2 separate regions of the Homo sapiens genome follow, and region 1 is linked to region 2. A link is a loop called in an ENCODE intact Hi-C map of the cell type or tissue named here. Cell type or tissue: chondrocyte. All regions are shown on one strand. Links, peaks and the distances in the headings refer to the core of each region. The heading gives the core; the rest is flanking DNA.

Region 1 (5,379 bases), core at 293-5,292, 110 kb after region 2:
GTGAACACAACAGGTACAGAGTTCAACTGAAGTCACTTCCTTGGTTGCTCAGTATTTTAGCAAACATTTACTGACCAGCAGTACTGGGCACTGTTCACAGTGACAGGCGACAGGAATAGAAATCCACAGAAGCTCCCCGTTCTTGCCTGCTCCGAAGACTGAAGTCCAGCAGTCTCTCATGCTGTGGGCCCAGACACTGCTCTCTGTCTTGACTGCCAAACCCTGGCTGGCCAAGTGACGATTCACCATCCTTACAACATACTCCAGTCACTGAAGATTCCCCACGGAACCACCACCTTCCTGCTCAGGCCTCTTCATCTATCCAACAGGAGGAGGGGAAAGAGACCATTGACCCAGGACTGCCCTGGCGTGCATGAAGCCCTGAGTGAGGGCTGTGGCAACTTCCCGGCCTGCACACACTGCTGCTGCTTTCTTGGTGCCTATGAGTCATGCCTTGTCACCCGTGTGACATTAATCACTCAGTGGGACTCAGAAATCCAGCAGATGAATTCTGAAACTGAGTTGGGGAGGAGGCCAAATGTCTCATCGTGAGATGAGTCCCAGGGTACAGTCTCGGACAGATGAATATTCTAGATTACAAGGCTTAGCACTTTAACCAGAGAATAAATACAGACTGTGGTTGTTTCCATGTATTTAAAAAAAGTAAATTATGACACAAGTGATGCACATTTGTTCGGGGAAAGTTACAGTACAGATGGGCAAAACCAAAGAAAAAAGTGCATCAGTTCCCCTAAACTCCACCACCCAGAAACAATTGCTATTAACAGGAGGACGTGGTTTACTTCCAATGCTTTTCTGGGCACATATGTAAGTGTGTGTGTGTGGCAGTGCAACCGTGGAATCGCATTGTAAGACTTGACCCTAACACAGCTTTCCATTTAAAGTATATTGTGAATACGTTTCTACGTCAATACATTTAAATGATCAATTTTAAAGCTATCTAGCCCTCTACTGGCATCAATGCAAATTTTCCTCAGATTGTATCACGTTTAAAAAGTTTTTCTAAGATACACCACACACTCTCCTGCCTTCCCTTCCTGTTTTCTAATCCAAGTACAGAAACATGACATTGCTTGTTTCTAGGTGCCTTGGGGTCGCTGTTATTCAGTGAACCCCTCAGGATGTAAAGTTTCAATAAAGAAGCAGTTTGGTAGAGACAAAAGAGCTCCAGATTAGAAATCAGGATAGCTCTGGGCCCCTGTGCACTCAGGCTCCACATGGTTATGCACAGAACCTTCAGAACCTTCAGATTCATCACTAGCAGGATGGGTCCAGGGCGTGGGTCTTTGCTATGAGATCACCTTAGGTACCTCTGGAGGAGCTGGTCACACCAGTGATAACCCTTTGGAGAGGAGAAAGTCAATGGAGGAGGAGAAGACATGCCTCAGAATCACACCCCAGTTGTTGCTTGAAGTGTGGTCAAGGAGCTGCTTATCTCCACCCACACCTCCTCCTGGACACACAAAGGATATACATTCCTGGGCCCAGTTCAGCTCTTCCAAATTGGAACCTTTGTGGGTGAAGCACAAATAACATGCTTTTAAACAAGTACCCCTGAAGTTTGTCACAGAAAGTTGAGCTCATTGCTCCACTCCTAAAATGTCATTTCTCTTAAACATCTGAAACGGTTCTGCTCGGAGAGGCCACCTGTTGACCACTTGCTTGGCTGCTTGGCCTCGTAGGGCAGGGGGCAAGCAGGAGACAGAGGAAAGATCAGGATCGACATTTTTCTTCAGTGTTCCATAGGAAAACCATTCTTTTATGTTTCTCTTTGGCATTTGCAAATACACACCAAAGATTTGCCTCCTGTGAGTTGTTTTTTTTTTTTTTTTTTTGGCGGGGGGTGGGGGGTGGGTAGAATGTCCTTGCCCAGCCCCTTCCTCACTGATTCTTAACCCTTCCCTCTCCCCGGATCCATAGTGCGCTCAGATCCTGACCCTCTGAGACTGCCCAGCCCCGAGACCCGCCACGTCCCCGCAGAACAGTCCATGCAGCGAAAAGATGAGAAACGTGACTGTGAAGCATGGTGCCCTTGATTCGACTGCTTCATTCATTTCAGCAGATGTCACCAGGGCCCTGTAGGGAAGATTGTGCAGATCTGTGTGGTCTAAACAGACAACTTCATGTAGATTGCACTGGATTTATCTTGGCTCTGCCCAGAGGTGATTTGGCTCTGATAGGGAGCCTTCTCATGGAGTGGTTTTGGCCTCTGAGAAGTGGCAGAATTGCTGAGTTCAGCCTGATTGTCCAGGAAGAGCCACATCTTATAGATTCTAATATTTCCTCAAGATCTTGGAATAGCACTGCTATTCACCAACTGATGCTTACTTATTAATTAAACATCTGTTAAACTCTCGATAGGTGCCAGACAGTGTAGTAGGTGGCCATATATTAGAATGAATAAACAGCTGAATCATTGCAGATGAACTTTGTTGCACTTCAGATAATCAAAAACATAATTCAAACTTGTTTAGGAAAATATAATAAATTTCATATGTCGTTTAAATACATAATTAAATAGATAAGATAATAGCTATTCATTACTCACCAAAGATCTGTTTTTTATAAGCACATTTCTCATTTAAATCAAACCCCCCCATCTCTGTGAGAGCTGTTTTGATGAAAAACTTTCACAAACAAGTGGCACATTTCTCACATCTGCTTTCTTAAGCAAAGTGTTCTTGTCTGGAGTTTGATTTGATTTTCTCTGTTGTGCATTGTGCCGTGTTGGGCAAATGAACCATACAATTGCACACCCCACCAGGGTGCTCCCAGTGACCCTGCCTGGCCAGGCTTCAGGGCACTGTTTCAGCCCTTTCTCTGATTCACTGTTTCCATCAGTGCCCGTCTGGGAGCGGTTGCCATCCTGCGTGACACATACAGCACACGTGCTCTCTCTGTGAGTTCTCGCCTTCCATGCCAAGTCTGCAGACTGACTCCATCTCAACTCTGACCCTCATACCTCACGCCGTCACCCTGGATTGTCCTGCTGCAAAGCCTCCCTACTTGCATCCAGCATCCTCCTCCTGCAGTCCTTCCCCGCAGGCAGGCAGCAAGCTCTTTCTTTGAAAACCACCAGTCAGATGATTTCATGTTCCTGATTCAGACCCAGCAGCCTTGCTCCACAACACTGATAGAAGTCCTGACCTCCCTTTCCTGGCCTCTTACTGCCCGCTGTGGCTGCTCTAATTCCCTCTGCCATGGCTCACAAGACTGCAGCCGTGTCATTCTCCTTCTCTTTATTTGGACAAACCAAGCTTTTGCACAGGCTGCTTTCCCCACCAGGCTGGCTTCTTCTTGCCGTGTGGCTCTTTGTGGAAATGGGCCTTCCTGGGCCTTACCTCAGCCCGCCCGGTCATGCTCTGTCATTCATTCTCCCTGTTTTCATTCTCCACGTAACACTGACTTGGTCCTCTGGCCCATCAGTGCCCGCAGCCTGCCATCTGGCATCCTTGGCTCACTGAGTATGGAGAGCTTGTTGACTTGAGCAGCCCTGCAAGCTGGGGAGAATTGGGTTATCTAAGGGATGTAATTCTGTCCTAAAGGTTTAACTCTTTTCCACCAGCCAGCAGGGTTTCCCCAGCAGCCCACCGAGAGAGCTGCCTACACTTGTCCAGGAGTCTGGGCCTCCTGCCTCCTGCTAACCTGTATAGCTCCTGCTGAGAGAACATCTGGGAGCTGTGAGAGCTGCATCTTTCATGGAGTGCCAGGGAAGAGGGTGACATGGCAGAGGTTCCCAGGCAAGGCCAGGCTCTCCTTGGAGCCACAGCCATGCTAGAGTGGGTGCCAGACCTCCAAGCCCCGAGAGAGTGTATTTTCCGAAACCCTCCACACATCCCTCAGAGCATCTCAATGGATATCTGTTCTGTGGAGCCAGCTGTGGTCAGCACTGTTTTGAGGAAAGAGAACTGACATGGTGGCTGGGTCACTGTGCTTCCCAGCACATCTCCGGGTAGGTGGAGGCAGATAAGTGACCCACGCTACGTCGTCTAGAGCTGGTGTTGGCCGACTCGGGGAACCCAGGCAGGTGACTCTCACTGGAAAAGACATAGCTCACCTCACTTCTTGCCTGCAGCCCTGCAGAGACAGTCTGTTCTCAGAGCAAGCTCACTGGACCTTGGAGGACCTGAAATCTGACTGATGGTAGGGACAACAGTTCTGTTGAATTAGCCTTGAGAGGGAGAGCAACCTGTCCAGGTGCTGAAATTTGATGAAGGGCTGAGTTGTGTGGTAAGTTCCTGCAAAACCTGCTCTGGGACAGGCAGGACTTCCACAGGGTGAGGAGGCTGGAAATACAATGGACCTCATGTGAACAAGAAGGAGAGATGACTTTGTCAACATCTGACATGAACCTGACAAATCAAATCTCTCTCCATTCTTCAGCCAGCCCTGCAGCTAGGGCCAGCTTCTCACCTGGGAAGGAGGGCAAGTGTGTGTGGTTCAGACTGGAGCAGCAGCAGACTCTCCAGACTTAGAACAGCATCACAAATATACATGCATGCATACAGACACACACACACACACACACACACACACACACACAGGTGCACAATATATGCATACACACACAAATACACATACACAAATACCTGCACACATAAATACCTACACACACAAATAAACACATGCATACACACACATATTATATCTATCTAGACATTTGTATTCCTGCCTTCTTTCTTTCTTCCCTCCTCACCTCACTCTCCCCCTCTTTTTCTTCCTTCTTTCCTTGGAAATAGAAATTTCTCCAGCATCACTAGCTGCTAAGAAACCAAGAGCTTCTAGATTTTTGTTGCCTACCTGTCCTTTGGTTTGGATGGAATTATCCTATCCCCATAAATCATGTGCTTTCTATACAAATTTACAACTTTGTACAAAATCTAAACTTGGTTCTACAACTCATGAAATAAAAGATGTTAGGAGATTGTTTTGTTGTTGTTTTACCAGATAATAGAATCCCAAAGACAAGTGAAACTTTCAGTGATTCAAAATAGTTTTATTGCAAACTTATTATTTTAAGGATTCCCACAAAATGTGATGAATTTCTAGAATTCTCTCCCTTCTGAATGTCTCTTTTCTCTGGCTTCCTGTGTCCTTCATAAAAAATAACTACACAATCCCTAACACTAGCTGACAGACCCGTGTCACCACTCGCTGGATTTGAAGGTCAGCGCAGTCTCCTTTAACACGGCAGGAAGTGGCTTGCTTTCCATGGGGCTGAGTCATCTGAGGTTTCCCTAGTGCTCAGCACAGAGATGACTGCTTTTCCTGCTTTGGGATTATGAAAATCATACTTATGAAAACAGGAGTGTTAGCATTTTGGAAAAGAGCTTCCCTTTTAAACGATACATGTGTAGA
Region 2 (5,379 bases), core at 172-5,171:
GCAGTAGTGACAGGTGGGAGCTGATACGCAACTCAGCAGACACAATCAGCTTTAACCCTGAGCCAGGCTGGCTTCTCTCCATCTCAGGATGCAGGATAGAGAAGGTAGAATGCCCAGCATCTCCATCCATCTGGAGCCCAGCAGCCCTTGCATCCATGTGGGAAGTGCACGGCCGTCACAGAGGAGAGCCACAGTGAGTTGGGTCACTTGGACAGAGAGAGGCCACAGATTGGTTTCCCCTCAATCTTTTACATTTTTCTGGTCACTCAGGCCCAAGACCAGCAGGCCAGCTTGCAGACTCCCCACTTCAGGGCAGCCCTAGAAATCAGAGGTTCCAGAGCAAACCATGTGGGCAGCCCCTTCCTCATGGATCTTACCACTGTTGTCTCCAAGGAAACCACACTGTGTGAAGACAGACTCTTAGGTCTTTTCTCTAGTAAGGCTTTGATCAGCCCAGGCCCAGGCCTAGGCCTTGATCAGCCCAGATATTAACCTTTTATATATACACACGCACTTATTCTCCTTGCCTCCAGCATACACATACGCACAAATGCACTCACACACACATACATGCACACCCACACATACACACACAGGCATGCATGGCTGCACTTCCATCCTCTCTTCTTTTCAGGACAATCACACTGCAGGTTTTGTGAAGTCCCCCTATTCAGCGTTTTTATTTTGTGGTAATGTCACCCTCATTGACAACTGAGCCTGGTAGTACTATGATTGCTCTTCCTGCTTACATGACTTTTTGTTTTTCCTGGGGTTCATGATTGTGTTTTTGTACTTTTCAAATACAAATCACTAATTTATTCTCAAACTCTCCTCCAGTTACTTAAGATATCCACACCAGATACTCTTAATTTCTTTTTCTTGAAGAAGTCTCTCCTAGAGCCCCTGACTCCTCCAGTCTGGACTGAGGTCTAGATCTGGTGCATCACTGCCATCCTGGCATCTTCACTTGGAGTTCCTCCAGAGAGTCTCCTCTCCTCTCCTGTGCTGGATTTTCTGCTTCTTGGATTCTGTCTCACCACATTCTTTGATTCATTCTCTTAATTTGATGGAGTACAAACTCCAGTAGCTTCTTCAGAGAGAGAAGTGAAGGAACATTTCTGAGATCTCACATATTTGAAAATGTCTACAGTCTACCTTCCTACTTAATTGACTGGCTGGTGCTATGATCTGAATGTTGTTTGTCCCCCCAAAATTCTTATGTTGGAACCAAATCCCCAGTGCAATAGTATTAAGAGGTGGGGTTTTTGGGGGGTGATGAGGTCATGAGGGCTCAACCTTCATAAATGGGATTAGTACCCCAGGGAGCTTATCTGTCCCTTCCACCATTTGCATAGACAGGGAGGGGCTGGCTGTCTATGAAGTAGAGACTGAGCACTCGTCAGACACTGAATCTGCTGACACCTTGATCTTGGACTTTACAGCCTCCAGGACTGTGAGAAATTAATTTCAGTTGTTTATAAATTACCCAATCTAAGGCATTATGTTATGGTAGCCTGAATGGAGTAAGACAACCAGGTATAGAATTCTAGGTTGCAAATTATTTACTTTCACAATTGAGAAAGTTTTTGTTTGTTTGTTTGTTTTTTTGTTTTAAGATAGAGTCCCACTCTATCACCCAGGCTGGAGTGCAGTGGAGTGATCTCGGCTCACTGCACTCCAGCCTGGGCAATGGGCTGGGGAGCCTCCACCTCCCTGGTTCAAGCGAGTCTCATGCCTCAGCCTTCTGAGTAGGTGGGATTACAGGCACCTGCCACCACACGCAGCTAAGAGAAAGTCTTATGTCTTTGATTTATGTCTTGTAGCTTCCAGTGTGGCTGCAGAGAAGTCAGATGGCTTGCAACCCTTGATCTTTGGTATAAGCTTTTATGGTTTTGCTCTAGAATGCATAGGGATTTTTGATCTTAGTCTATTTTCTCCCAATGTGCTGGGCTCTTGAAGGGCACTCTCACCCTGGAAATTTTGTCCTGCAGTCATCTTTAGCCAGATTAGCAGGATATATTCCACAATGGTGTGGTTTATGATGCAGCTGGTTGGTTCCCTTGGTCTTGGCAGACAGAGTTTTCCCCTTCCCAGCTATGACTGCCTTGGAGCCTAGAGGAAGTTGAGTCACTTCCTGATACAAATCACAAACTGTGAAAAATGTTATGCTTGCAAGTGAATTTTCCACATATCTGAAGTAATGATGGCATAACAGGAGCTTTAAAAACACCGAGGCTTCATTGACACTAAACTGTAGAGCTTATAAAGTAATATGCAACCCATTGTCAGCTACTGAAAGATGAATGGGCCATTCAGGCTTCCGCTCTGGACTCGCCCAGGTTAATTCCCTCTTGCTCAGCCTAAGTGGCTTAGGAGTGAGCAGGGGGTTATTGGAAAGAGGAGGCTGACTATAAAAAAATCCTAGCAATATTGCATTCTGGGTTTATCAGTCATCAGGCACCAAGCTTTCTCACCAACAACATTTGCACAAATTCAGGCCAACCTCTAATCAATGATGCAATCCTTTCTCCTCTAAAGAAAGCCTTTTGAGTGTTTAATGGCATAATGATGGCTGCTGTTGATAAGGCTCACTCTGGGAGGTATGGCATCGGGCTTTATAAATGCTGCTTTTATGCCTCTGCACTGCGATGCCAGGCAGGGGTGATTATCCTCTCGTGATTTTGAATGAGCTGTGATTGGAACACTGTAGCACACTTGCCCAGGGCAGCAGAGACCAGATTCACATCTAGGTCTTTTTGCTTCAATTCCCCGGCTACTGGGCCACACTTCTCTTGATCCTCAGGTGGAAACATGTATATACTGACAGAGGAGAAAAGGGATGGCAGCCTATGAGGTGACCCTGTGGTGTGAGCATGAAGGCACGCCCTTCTGGGATGGGGGCTGTGTTCCTTTCCAGACAAACCACACAGGATAAAAACTGCTCCTTAGGTAGCACAGGATTATTGAAGGCCCTGAGCCTGGGGCAGAGCCTGGGCTCTGACATTAGCTGTGCCTCCTTGAGAAAGAGCTCTGCGCCTGATATTTTTTATTTGTAGATTGGAAATGAAAGTGCTGGCCTATTTGTGGTCACAGTGCTCTGTGAGGGCTCAGATGAGTAAGGTGTCTGCTAAGCAGTTGTAGAAACCTGGAAGCCCTGAGTGATTTTTTTCACCTGCAACTCCCAACTTCTTCAGTATGCTGGGTGTGGAGCTGAGGAATCGCTGCCCGAATAGACAGGTCTGTGCGCTTAAGTAGCTGGGTGGGTTTCTGCTTACATAGCACTTTTACTGTGGGAGAGAAAAGTGGCCAGCTTCTCTCTGGCCTGGCACTGGTACACTTGCCTTGAGGTGGGGGTGCGTCTCTTGGAACCCGGTGTGGAAGCGGAGCCTCTTCCTCCTGGGTGGGCGTGGGGCCCCTTGGGCTCCAGCCAGGATGGAGGGCAGGGTCTGGGGGAAGTGGGAGGGGCTGGGCTCATCTGCTCCCGGGGGAGGCATCTGTCTCTGTGTCTATTGTGTTTGTGCTCCCGGGGTCAGAACACGCCTTCCAGGGTCTTATCAATGATGAGTGACACTGCAGGGCTGGCCGCTGCTGGGGAAGGTGAGCTATTGGAAAGAACAGGTGGGAAGGTGGGAATAAGGCTTCCAGGGCTGAACTGCCAAATTACGTTTCCTGAGCTGTCCTTGTTATTAAGGGCAAATGCAAAACGACGTGTATGAGGACGTGTGCTCCTGGGTGTTTTTATACATCACCCTTTCTTTTTCTAGCCCTAGATAGGATGATCAGATCCACCATGCACTCATGGAGCACTTAAATGCTCACCACTTCCTAACATTATAAATGACGGCCTCTATTTTAAGATGCAGACACTGAGGTTTAGAGGGATTAGAGAAATTGGACACAGGATTTGGGTTGGAACCTAGGGTCTTTGTTGTTTAGTGTTGTGCTGGGGCACCTGGCCTCCTCCTGCTAAGAGCAACCTGCCTGTGATGCTTATACACACCGTACTGGGTTGAAGAGCACCTCCCACTCCCCACAGAAATCTATGTCCACACAGAACCTCAGAACAACATCCTCCTAGTGTGTTGCAGATGTAATTCTTTACATTGAGATGAGGTCATGCTGGAGTAGAATGGGCACTTAACCCAGTATGACTGGTGTCCTTATAAGAAGAGAAGAGCCACAGAAACAGAGTCACACAGGGAAGAATGTCAAGGTGGAGGCTGAGATTGGAGCGATGCAGCCACAGCCATGGAAGGCCTGGAGCCACCAGGAGCTGGAAGAGGCAGGAAGGATCCTGCCCTGGAGCCTGTTAGGAGACTGTGGCCCTTCTGAAACCTTGACTATGGACTTCTGGCCTCCAGACCTGGGAGAGAATATATTTCTGTTGCTTTAAGCCACCCGAATGTGGGATGACTTGTTACAATAGCCCAGGAAGTGAACACACATGCTGAGCATTGTTTGGATTCAGCCTGTGAGCCGCCAGGCTTGCTGGGCTCCATCAGACACAGAATTCCCTTCCTCACAGCTGAAGCCCTGCAACAGCTGCTCTGGCCCAGCCCGAAGTTTATGTTAGGAGTTGTGGGGAATCCCTCATGCCTTGCCTGCTTGGCTACAGGGTCATAGATGAGTCCCACCTAAGTGCTCCTGCCTCTCCTCCATGGAGGGGAGGGAGCCTGCTGGCCTGAGGCTATCATAGGCACAGAGTCCATCCCAGGGCGCCCCTGCATGTACCAGTGAAGTGAACAAGCCTTGCAGATGCAGAGCCCTGGAGACCCACACCCAGCAGCTCTCCCTGCAGGGTGGCCCCAGGCCACAGCCTCCAGGAGAGAGAGACAGGAGAGCTGCATCTGGAGGCTGTGCCTGCGACATCTGGTGGAGTCTCACACAACCCATCCCAGGCTGGGCTGGACCCAGGTCACCAGCAGCCATGATTTAAAATCTGAGGACAACGGGCTGCAAAGAAGGGGTTACCACTGGCCTGGAAAGCCAGCTGGAGACCCCAATTTAGTTCTGAGCAAACATTCCCTAGCACAGTCCAATCTGGCTTCTCCAATGTCTCTTCATAATTGTGGTTTTAGGGAGAAAAGCAGAGAAATTTAGTGCCTTCTCATTGCAGACCAGCCCAGATATTAACCTTTTATGTATACACACACACACTTATTCTCCTTGCCTCCATCATACACACACACACAGACACATGCACTCACACACACATACATGCACACCCACACATACACACACAGGCATGCATGGCTGCACTTCCATCCTCTCTTCTTTTCAGCGCAATCACACTGCAGGTTTTGTGAAGTCCCCCTATTCAGCGTTTTTAGTTTGTGGTAATGTCACCCTCATTGACAGCTGAGCCTGTTCTCAGGCATC

The links. Peaks named below come from ENCODE experiments on the same cell type or tissue, not always from the same donor. Only the 100,000 strongest peaks of a DNase experiment are listed, where the experiment ranks them.
Region 1: a loop joins it to region 2, with 2.0 times the contacts of the local background. A loop is called at or near these places in 2 of 110 quality-filtered maps.

What each region holds. Positions count from the first base shown.
Region 1 is chr20:23,143,111-23,148,489 of GRCh38, reverse strand. It overlaps LINC03125 (long intergenic non-protein coding RNA 3125), which reads right to left and starts at 387. Exons shown (of 6, transcript NR_199692.1): 1 at 76-387. RefSeq lists enhancers at 1-938, 5,084-5,378. In chondrocyte, for the core only: no CTCF peak of the experiment used is centred there; a DNase peak (open chromatin) is centred at 2,962.
Region 2 is chr20:23,255,356-23,260,734 of GRCh38, reverse strand. No RefSeq gene overlaps it. Among named protein-coding and RNA genes, the nearest start is that of NXT1, 93 kb to the left of the region's middle. In chondrocyte, for the core only: no CTCF peak of the experiment used is centred there; no DNase peak of the experiment used is centred there.